2 separate regions of the Mus musculus genome follow, and region 1 is linked to region 2. A link is a contact called in ENCODE Hi-C or POLR2A ChIA-PET data. All regions are on one chromosome and are shown on one strand. Each heading gives the region's core, a stretch centred on a gene start or an enhancer-like site at or near the end of the contact. The rest is flanking DNA. Distances are from core to core; before and after follow the strand shown. Region 1 holds the start of 4930431P03Rik (RIKEN cDNA 4930431P03 gene). Region 2 holds the start of Ptgdr (prostaglandin D receptor).

The links. A loop is a pair of places that touch in the nucleus more often than their neighbours do. ChIA-PET counts read pairs that join two places held with the same protein, here RNA polymerase II (POLR2A).
Region 1: a map of regulatory T cell shows a loop between it and region 2 (2.1-fold over the local background). The contact joins the promoter of 4930431P03Rik here to the promoter of Ptgdr in region 2. A Hi-C loop is called at or near these places in 6 of 37 maps with a recorded cell type or tissue (heart, left cerebral cortex and regulatory T cell). POLR2A ChIA-PET finds 5 or more read pairs at or near these places in 1 of 5 experiments (Patski).

What each region holds. Positions count from the first base shown.
Region 1 is chr14:44,959,932-44,965,173 of GRCm38, forward strand. It overlaps 4930431P03Rik (RIKEN cDNA 4930431P03 gene), which reads right to left and starts at 1,376. Exons shown (of 6, transcript NR_045059.1): 1 at 1,347-1,376; 2 at 332-500. The region is part of intron 2 of Gm16976 (predicted gene, 16976); the gene reads left to right.
Region 2 is chr14:44,855,739-44,860,849 of GRCm38, forward strand. It overlaps Ptgdr (prostaglandin D receptor), which reads right to left and starts at 3,637. Exons shown (of 2, transcript NM_008962.4): 1 at 2,673-3,637. The coding sequence starts at 3,515. Gm16976 (predicted gene, 16976) reads left to right here and starts at 2,843. Exons shown (of 3, transcript NR_167765.1): 1 at 2,843-3,712.

The DNA.
Region 1 (5,242 bases), core at 126-2,625, 100 kb after region 2:
TAATCAGGAGTGTGCTGCATACCAGGCTTCCCAAGGGTAGGCACTGGCCTCTAAAAGTGATGTTCATAAAGAATTAAAGTGGCAGGATGACTCATTGTCTTCGGTAAGGAACTAGTCCCCTGCTAGGTTTAGGACTACTGAAAGGACTACTTGTGGGGAGATTTAATGTACAATGTGCTCAGAGAGCTCAGAAGGGAGGAAACTCTAAGCATCATATATATTGTTTCATGGACAGAAGTTCTTGGTTAATGGACCAGAACAATACTCTGAAACATGGGGTTAACAGAGAGGGCTCAAGACAGTCAACAAAGAACTGGGCATAAATGACTACCTGTGGTTCAAATCCTTTTTGGTGTAATGGGTCAAGACTGAATGAAGTTCATCCCTCTCACAGATCATCTTCTAGAGATCAATTATCAGATTCCCCAACCTCTTCATTCTCTCTTCCCGCTCAGTGATGGTGGAAGTTTGGGTCGATGCTTTCCCAGCAGACTCTGTAGCTAGATAAACACAAGTAAACTTGCATAGATGATGAGGTGCAGACAGGAGAGACAATGCTTAGTCCCAAACAGAAGCCTGAGGAAGAGAGAATGATAGAGACACTGAAACCTGAAAGAGCAGCATAGCTATCTTCGAGCTGGACTCCAACTAGGTCCCTGTTACCAGCCACCATCACTAAACATATGCCTCACTCCCTACTGCAATCGCCCTAGCCCTGAAATACATAAGCTGGCCCAGACAGGAAGATTTGCAGAACATTGTCAGCTCATATCTGGCGTAATGAAGGGAAGTCCTGGAGTCCATACTGCTTAGCAGCACCAAGCCCTAATCATAGGTGTTCAAGGACAAAGTGTCTGAGACCTTGATACATGATCAGTGGATACCTTGTTCCTGGCTCCACATTGTCACGTACCCTACAGAAATCTGCTGTGGATGAAGTGCTTCAACACCCTATGCTGAGAGGAACACTGTTATTCTCACCCAGCATCTGGAGGCATTGTTTGTCACTCAGAATAAAATTAAAGAGTTCCCAGCAAAGCAGCTGCAGATTTGGCAATTCCTGGCTCTCTGCCAAACTAATCATTAGAAAATTCTTGACTCTGGGTCTGCCATTTAGGAAATGCTAGGCTCCAGATTGTAAGTGCTGGAGAAGGCTCTCCCTCAAACTGCCATGACCCACTCTGCCTTCTTCAGGACAATTTCTTTCTTCTTTTTCCCACCAAAACAGAAGGCTAGCTTCCTTCTGTTTCCATCTGTATCTTCTTGTTCTTCATTTTTTCTCTGAAATAGCCTGAGCAGCCTGACTATTTGCCTGTTCGTGAACCCAAAAGCCATTGAAGGAATACCTCACAGGCGGTCGTCACCACAACACTGGTGACATCACAGAAGATTCTAGGACTGTCCTGGATACAAGAGATTGTTCAGGGAAGAGACTACTGGTGATGTCACTGAGAACTGCCATGGCCTACCTGCTAATTAGTTCTCCACAAATTGATCAGTTTCTGAGGTGCCCTTTCCTGGATCCTCACCTATGACCCCTTGGCACACTCTCCTTACAAAACTAGAGATTTCTCTCTGCTTCATTGCAAGTCAAGTGCTTTGGAAGGGGAGAGTTGGTTAGGGCCGTGGCATGGGTAGGAGATCTTTGTTGGACCCAAAGTTATAGTGACTTTGGATGAGGGAGATTCTTCTCCGTGATAAATCTACCCCCAAGGTCCATTCATGTGAGATACAGTTCATTTCTCCGGGTTTTTCCTATTTCCCAAAGGCCAGTATCTTTGTTCTGCACATTTAATTTTATGCAAGTTGCATTGTATTTTCTTACTGTGCATGGCTTGAGAGTAGGCATTGTTTTTATATATTCATCCATGTGTTTTCATGACATCTCTGTTTTTCAGTCCCATATTTTGCAATGAAAACCCCCTTGTTTTGGCAACATAGGTGCTCAAGTTCAGGATGAATATCAAATTGTAAACTTTGTGTCCCTTCAAAGGAAAAAGTCCCATATCTTCTCAAAAGGGTTGGCTAATACATAGTGCTTGTTATATACGTTTAATAGTAACGGGAAAAGCACATTAATAGCAGGAATCTTTCCTAAAATAAATTCTCTCAGGCCTTGCCTATAGAGCAAATCTGTCACGAATTATAAGCAGACCTTCTCAAGAAGATCACCTACTACTTATTAGCTTGTCCTATGATGGCTGCTGACAAGTACTGAACTAGATTGCTGGTATGCTGACAATGGAGGTTGGAATTGCCCCAAAAAAACTACTTCTAAACTGGTCCACATCCCCTTGTCTTTTTAAAGATCTTTTCTCTCCTACCTTTGTATGGTGGGCTAGAAGGTGGCTCAAAGCCATTGAAAACCCTTAATAAAATTAGATTTTAAAAAATCTAAGCCTACACTGGGTGAACAATGCATGCTTCAGGTCCAAGACAGTCTACACTTATTTCCCTTGAGGAATCAAACTCATGAGAACGTATGGGTTTGGAACTGTGGGGTAGATGGCCTTAATCTTGTTATGCTCTTCCCTCAGATCAAGGACAGTTCTATAATCAGAGGTCCTAGGTTTATTCACAGGTAAGAGTAATACATTCCAGTAAGGCTGGCAGGGCATCAGGATGCCTGTCTCGCTGAGCAGGGCAATATAGATTCTAATTCCCTCTTTTGCTTCTAGAATCATTGGTATTTTTTAATCTGGACAAGGGCAGCAGAACTGGTTAGTTGAACAATTATAGCAATGTGGTTTAGGACCAGTCCTGGAATGTTACTTACTTCTTCCTTTCTTCCTTTCTTTCCTTCCTTCTTCCTTTCTTTCCTTCTTTCTTTCTTTCCGTCTTTCTTTCTTTCTTTCTTCCTTCCTTCCTTCCTTCCTTCCTTCCTTCCTTCTTTCTTTCTTTCTTTCTTTTCTTTTTTCTTTTTTTTTTTTTTTTTTTTGGTTTTTCGAGACAGGGTTTCTCTGTGTAGCCCTGGCTGTCCTGGAACTCACTCTGTAGACCAGGCTGGCCTCAAACTCAGAAATCCACCTGCCTCTGCCTCCCAAGTGCTGGGATTAGGCGTGTGGCACCACTGCCCGGCAGAATGTTATTTTCTACCCATACCCAGGGGATTCTTTACTGCAAATCTCCGAAATAATCCAAGTGTATCTTCCCATTGGAAGCAGAACTTTCTGCTAAATGATATTCTTTTGACAAATGACAAAACATCTTTTGTTGGTATCTGGAAGTCTAACTGTCCCTCATTACAGAGAAGATGATCGTAGCTTTCAGTTTAAGCAAGAGGTCTCATGTTGGGGCCATCAGACATGACCAATAACAGATGGGTTATTGTCCCCTTCTCCAGGTCCATGAAATGTTTGGTGGCCCAGGGGTAGTAAGGCAGTTTTCCTGTTACCCTTTGTACTGCAATCTCTCTTTTTTTTAAATACCCATACAGTTTTGTTAAACTGTTAACAAAAAGCTCACAAACTTAATTCCAATTGATTTAACAGCAAACATTTGGTGATACAGCGTAATTGTACCCATTAAAAGTCTGTTACACAAAAATTATTTTTGATCAAGCGAATGTCCACCAGATTACATTGTATATATCAAATGACTTAAAATAAATTTGGGCCGAATCTAGAAATCATAATTATGTGAGGGGAAAAAAAAACACACCTTAGAAGTATAGACGTGCTCATCTGTGATAAGCACACCTGTCTCCAAGAGTACATTTAAGAGAAGATATTCCCAGGCACTTTAGTAACTGAGCCAAATTTTCATGATTTTAGACCATTTCAAACACAGGAGTTTTAAGAGGAAATGATAATTTTAACACAGAGAGGATTTTTTTGTTTTGTTGTTTGTTTGCTTGCTTGCTTCTATCTTGAAAGGATCATGTGACCTTGTTCATTCTCCTTCAGCAACTTTTTCACTTGAATTTTTAGTTTTTCTTTTTTCTGTTTTCTTTTTTTTTTCCAGGCTACTTACTCTTAGACCTCGTTGTCTGCATTTTTTCCCCATCTCTGTGAAAATTCTTGATGAAAGATTCTGTAGTTACTATATGCATTTCTCACTTCCTAATGCATTTTAAGCAGTCCCTGCCATAGTTTATTCATGCTGACCATGGACATATGCACAGCCAGTGATGGGCAGGCTTACCCTGGTGTGGCTATTTTCTTGCATTTGGCCCTCAGTCAGCAATGCCACTGGGATAAAGACCACCATTTACCTCTGGTGGTCCTCTCTTTTGTCTGTGCTTTATTCTCTGCTTCCACCCATTTTCGAGGAGGCTATCTGTCGAGATTGTGCTCACTTCCATTTTACCCTACACTCTGTAGCCCGAGTTATTTCACCATGATGATTCAATCTTCATACCAAATTCCTCTTTCAAGTTCTAAGCAGATTAGAACACAGTAAACAGGTTCACATGAAGATACAGTGGGCTTCTCGGAACTGTCTACTCCCAGAGACTCTTTTTCCTCTCTCTCTCTCTCTCTGTCTCTGTCTCTCTGTCTCTGTCTCTGTCTCTGTCTCTCTGTCTCTGTCTCTGTCTCTCTCTCTCTCTCTCTCTCTATATATATATATATATATATATATATGTATGTATATGTATATGTATATATATATTTCTCAAAAAACAGAATCCCTATTCACTAACAGCCTAAACCCATCAAAGGATAGGCAGTGCACAAAGAAGGCGCTTTCATGTCTTTCTAATCATATATAGCAAGTTGAACATATACTGACTTTCGTTCCTTTATGCCACCCATACTGAACTTCTGTTTTCTACTTTTCCTGATGCAAGTATGGGGTAAAAAACAAAAATAAAAATCACAGACTTGAAGTCACATACTACTTTCATCCATAACCCAAGCACTTTTTCGGCACTTGGATATTTTCTTTATTTATATTTCAAATGTTTTTCCCTTTCCAGGTCTCCCCTTCGGAACCCCCCATCCCATGCCCCCTCCCTTGCCTCTATGAGGGTGCTCCCCCACCCACCCACTCCAATCCTCCTGCCATGGCATTCCCCTACACTGGGGCATCAAACACCCTCAGGCCCGAGGGTCTCTCCTCCCCCTGATGTCCAACAAGGCCATCTTCTGCCACATATGTGGCCAACGTCATGGGCCACTCCATGTGTATCTTTGGTTGGTGGTCCAGTCCCCAGGAGCTCCAGGGGGTCTTGCCTGTTGATATTGTTGCTCCCTCCATGGGTCTGCAAACCCCCTCAGCTCCTTCAGTCCCTTCTCCAACT
Region 2 (5,111 bases), core at 2,387-4,886:
TGGTGTGTTACAAGGGTGTGGGGGTTCAAACTCTGGCCCTTACATCTGCACAGCAAGCACTTCGCCAACACAGCCATCTTCCAAACACCCTTCAACTACATCTTATAAGCTTCTCAGGTTTACTGTATGATACGGCAGATATGGATTCAGATACTATCCATTTAGATACAAGTTGTATGAGTCCTTAGTAACTTTGGAGAATGTTAAGATGCCTGGCAGTGCTGGCTTATCTCTTTAATCCCAACACTCAGAGGCAGAGGCAAGTGGGGCTCTGAGTTTAAGGCCAGCCTGGTCTATGACCTTGTCTTCAAAAACGAAAGAAAGAAAGAAAGAAAGAAAGAAAGAAAGAAAGAAAGAAAGAAAGAAAGAAAGAGGGAGGGAGGGAGGGAGGGAGGGAGGGAGGGAGGGAGGGAGGGAGGGGGAAGGGAGGGAGGGAGGGAGGGAGGGAGGGAGGGAGGGAGGAAGGAAGGAAGGAAGGAAGGAAGGAAGGAAGGAAGGAAGGAAGAGAAAAAGAGGAAAAAGGAAAACGGAAAAAGGAAAAGGCAGTCCTTAGAACACAAGTTTGAGGACTGCTGCCTTAGACTAGCATGCAGTCTACTGAGGAGATCAGACTTCATGATAATCTCCTGTAGTCACTAGGCAGTAATATAAGTGGGAGCCACTATTAGTAACAATATTGATGTTAATTAGTGAGGCTAGGCACTGAGTTCTGTGGTATATACACACACACAGAGCAAAGAAAGCTTTCTCTCTCTCTCTCTCTCTCTCTCTCTCTCTCTCTCTCTCTCTCTCTCTCTCTGAGTATGTGTTAGTGTGTGTGTGTTAGTGTGTGTTAGTGTGTGTGTGTGTGATATTTTAAACCTTTGTTAATCCTATAGAACTAGTGTGTTCATCCCCCAACAGGTCCAGTCAGTCAGTAACTAATCCACTACCACAGCTAGTGAGTGCTGAAACTTGATCCAGGCCAACAGCCAGTGCTGTTCCTCTGTCTAGGAAATGATGGCTCCTGAGAGTAATGCTGCCTGGGTGACAGTTATCCAGAGCTTTGCAGATTCTTTCACAAAACCACTGTCAAATATGTTAGTTCTTATAATTCTCACAGTACCATAAGGCAATACAGATCCCCTTAGAGATGTGTCCAAGGGCTGTGTTCTTTCCATTGCTTACACTGTTTATTGAGCAATTCTCATTGAAGCAGCCAAATGCTGCTGAACACTTTCATGGGTTTAGCTATTTGCTCTTCTCACAGCATAGGTGTGCTCCAACTCATCTGAAGGTATTTTGTAAAGGCCCAGAGAATAAAAGGTTTAGGTTTTTAGGCCAAGGTGCCAAATAATGGGTATTCTATAGAAACTAATTGATCCAGAGATAAAACATAGCTCCACAGTTTTTTATTTCTTAGCCTCTGTCTATGGATGTTTTGTTTGCATGTATAGCTGTGTGCCACACGTGTGCCTAGTTCTTTCTTGTGGAGCCATCAGCAGGTTTCTGATCCCCAGAACTGGGGTTTCAGATGGTGATGTGTGCTGGGGATTGGACCCTAGCCTCTGGAAAAGCAGCTAATGACAGCTTCTGAGTCATGTCTCTACCTCCTTCTACAGTTTTTATTGTTGACATGAAAGGTGCAACAACAATAACTGTACCTTTTTACATGTATAGCTAATAAAAGAATTGAATTATTTTAATAATTTGAACAGAGCTTAGCTTAATTGGGACTCAAACTCTTTGGTGTCTTTTGTCAAACTGATTACGAATATTCATTTGTAAACAAACAAACAAACAAAAAAACCCAAACAACTATTCTTAATTCCTGGCTGTATTAAGAACAAACAGCAACAAGGGCAGAGTTGGCCTGCGGGGTGCAATTTGGGAGCTGTTGATTTAGTTCAAATGTGATCCCTAAAGCAGCAGTTTCTTCCCCAACCCTCTCTTCAGTCCTTTCCTTGTATGTTGGAACCCAAGTGAGTAGGATTCGTTGCCATCTCATCGTCCAGGGCAGAAACAAAACCCATCAAGACACGTGAGGAAACAACCTGTCACCTGAAACCTCTCAGCCTCTGCTGCCAACCCCCCCTCCACGCCCCTAACCCCCACCCTCCACCCCTGGTGGCACCTTCCACCAAACAAGAGTTTTTCAGAACTAAATCTGTGTTTATCACTCACCTCTGTAATCCTCTTGGGATAAACTAAACCTTTACCTTTACCTTTCCTTCTCTCTCCGGGCCAAAACACAGAGAGAAACTCCCTGACTAATCTGTTTCTAACACCACTTAACTAAAGGGCAGATCTAACAAAATAAAATATTACACAGCATGTGCCCTGGTGAGGAAATAGAGAACTAAGGTCTAGAGCACACAGATGACTGGAGACTTCATGGAACCGGAGAAGAGAAGAGGCGGGTGTCTGCTAACTGGAAAAGGATTTGCTGAGGTCAGGAGACACCACCGGATTCATCTGTCTAATCTTTATCTGACTTCTCTCTTCTCCTTCTACACACGGAGCTGTACTTTAGGATTGTGTATGGAATTCACACTCCTGGGGCATTAAGCAAAGGTTCTAACCTCCCAGGGCCTGGATGCAACTCCTAGCCCTTCCAACCCACCTCCCACAAGTTCCCACAGTTCTTGCCTGAGGTGTCCCAGTTTCTCAAACTTTATTGCCCAGCAACTCACAATTAAAGGCAGGGAACACATGGTGAAGAGCACTGTCATGAGAGCCAGCAGCACAAAGTGGTCCAGCTCCTCCAAAGGATGCAGGGACCCGTGCCTGTAGTCTGAGCCTGACTGGGCGCGGTCCCTGGAGCAGCGGTGAGGATAGTGCCTCTGGCGCCTGTGCATGTCATAGAGGTTGTACATGGCACCCAGGTTGCACACCACGGTTGCGAGGACCAGCAGCGCCATGAGGCTGGAGTAGAGCACAGAGAAGCCTATTACCGAAAATGAACGCTCCTTGTGGATCATCTGGATGAAACACCAGGTGCCTGGACAGTACTGCACGAACTTCCCAAAACCAGCAAAGGGGAGCGCACAGAAAGCCAAGCAGAAGGCGGCCACGACCGGTGCCACCAGCACTCCCCGGCGCAAGGTGACGTGCCTTTGGTAGAAGAAGGGGTGTCCCAGAGACAGCCAGCACTCCACCGCCATAGCCAACAGCTGTAAGGTCGAGGCTAGCCCAAAGAAGGACATCAGGAAGGCGAACGTTTCGCATAACTGATTGCCTGAGGCAGGCAGCAGTTCCTTTAGGCTCTGGTTTTGCGCGTAGGCAGCCAGGACCATCGGGCTGATCAGACACTTGCCCAGCAAGTCGGTGACCGTCAAGCCACACACGAGCACATAAAAGACCGAGGGCGGCGGGTGTAGTGGCCCTGGCCGGCAAGACCCCAGTCCCGAGCGCGCCAGCAGCACCAGCGCCAGAAGATTGCCCAGAAGCCCCGCACCGAAGAGCACAGCGCCCATCGTCGCCGAGGAGCCCCTTTCCACCCAGGTGGATGTCTGACAGCGATAGGACTCGTTCATAGCCCTTGTCCCGTCTGACTGGAAGAAAGGCTGCAGCCAGGCCCGCTGTGAAGGAGCCCCAGGCTGCTCAGGGCGCAGCTAAGGCACAGAGGTTGTGCAGCAGAGAGAGCTCCACTGGTGGCTGGGTGTTATTCACAGTCAGCCCTCCTATCTAGGCTCCTCAGTCACACCCTTGAGGAAGGCAGGACTCCACCCCTGTGAGTATCCCGCGCTGCAAAGCTGAAAGCAGCTCTGCTAAGAACTCAGCCTGATGCACAGGGTCCTAGGGAGAGACCTGTACCTAGAGTCAGAAGGAGATGGGGAAAGTACCCAGAATCTGAGTGTCTAAGGCTGGCCCTTCAGAGGAGGCAAGAGAATTGCAAAAAAGGAGAGGGGAACCGAGTAGGAGCAGTGGGGGAAAGGAAAGCCAGGTGCTGGTGCTGGCCGTGAACTCTGCAGATAAGCCAAGCAGGGAGCCTGAGAAAGGGCTATGATTTCCATCACTCTCAAGGCTTGACTCCAAATCTTAGATCGCTGCAATGTGGAGATTAATGGTGAGGTAAGGAAACAGGGGGGGGGGGGCTTGAAAAGTTAGGGGATCTGCTTCAGGTGGCAGATTTTGGAAGCGGCAGAGTCAACCAGGAATCAGGAGTTTCTTAAGTATACCTGTCTGTTTCCATGGTTCGTTTCCCCAAGAGGCAGAGCAAATTTCAGGGGCAGCTCTCTCTGCACATGGAAAACAAACAGGTGATATTGAATAGGGTGTCAGAAGCCACACTGATTGCCATACAACACCATCTGTTCTGGCTGCTTGGTGCCTTTGGAGTCAAGACATAGACTGTGCATGGGAAGTCCTTGGTGTTTTGGTTGCCACAATTTTATTTGAGGAAAGTTTTTTTTATTTTATTTTATTTTGTTTTGTTTTATAGCTGATAGGTAGCTGCAAGTTTCCATGTTGATTTGAAACCAGAACATATAGGCCTTGTTTTAGAGCCGTCCCATTCTTCTGGTCTGTGACAACTGGCGAATATTCTATCCTTCTGGCAGTGATTTTCTTGTATCAAAAGGGGGAGGGCAGAGTTAACGGGAGTTTCTATATTTGACACTCTGTATCCTTGGACAAAAACTGGCTTCCAGCTTGGAATTTAGAGTGATGATTCGGGCCAAATTATGTAAGCAATATATTATTCCTCAGCAAAAAGAGTTTCCTTTGGGGTGCTCTCTATCCTGATTGACAGAGTCAGGGAGAGGGTAGGGTGCTTAGCTTCATATATGGAATCCTGGGAAGTGGGCAGACAAGCTGCCTTTACATGAAAGTCTGGCCAGCAACTCAGGCCATGGGGTAGGAAGAGTTCAAGCTTTGGAATTACAGAGGGCATCAGGGTTCTGGCTTAGTGATCCAACTTTAGCTGTTGAAGGAATTTTAGTGTCCTTCTCTGTGGGGCATGGGACTGCTTTGACCTCACAGGATTGCTGCTGCGAGGCTGAGAAAAATAAAGTGCTTGACACAGAATAATGACAGTAAAGCTAACATTTTGGGCCCCGCCTATGCTGGACAACATCTAAGCCTTTCATAGCACTGACTATGAAGGCTCTGCACAGGGTTAGCTCTATGTC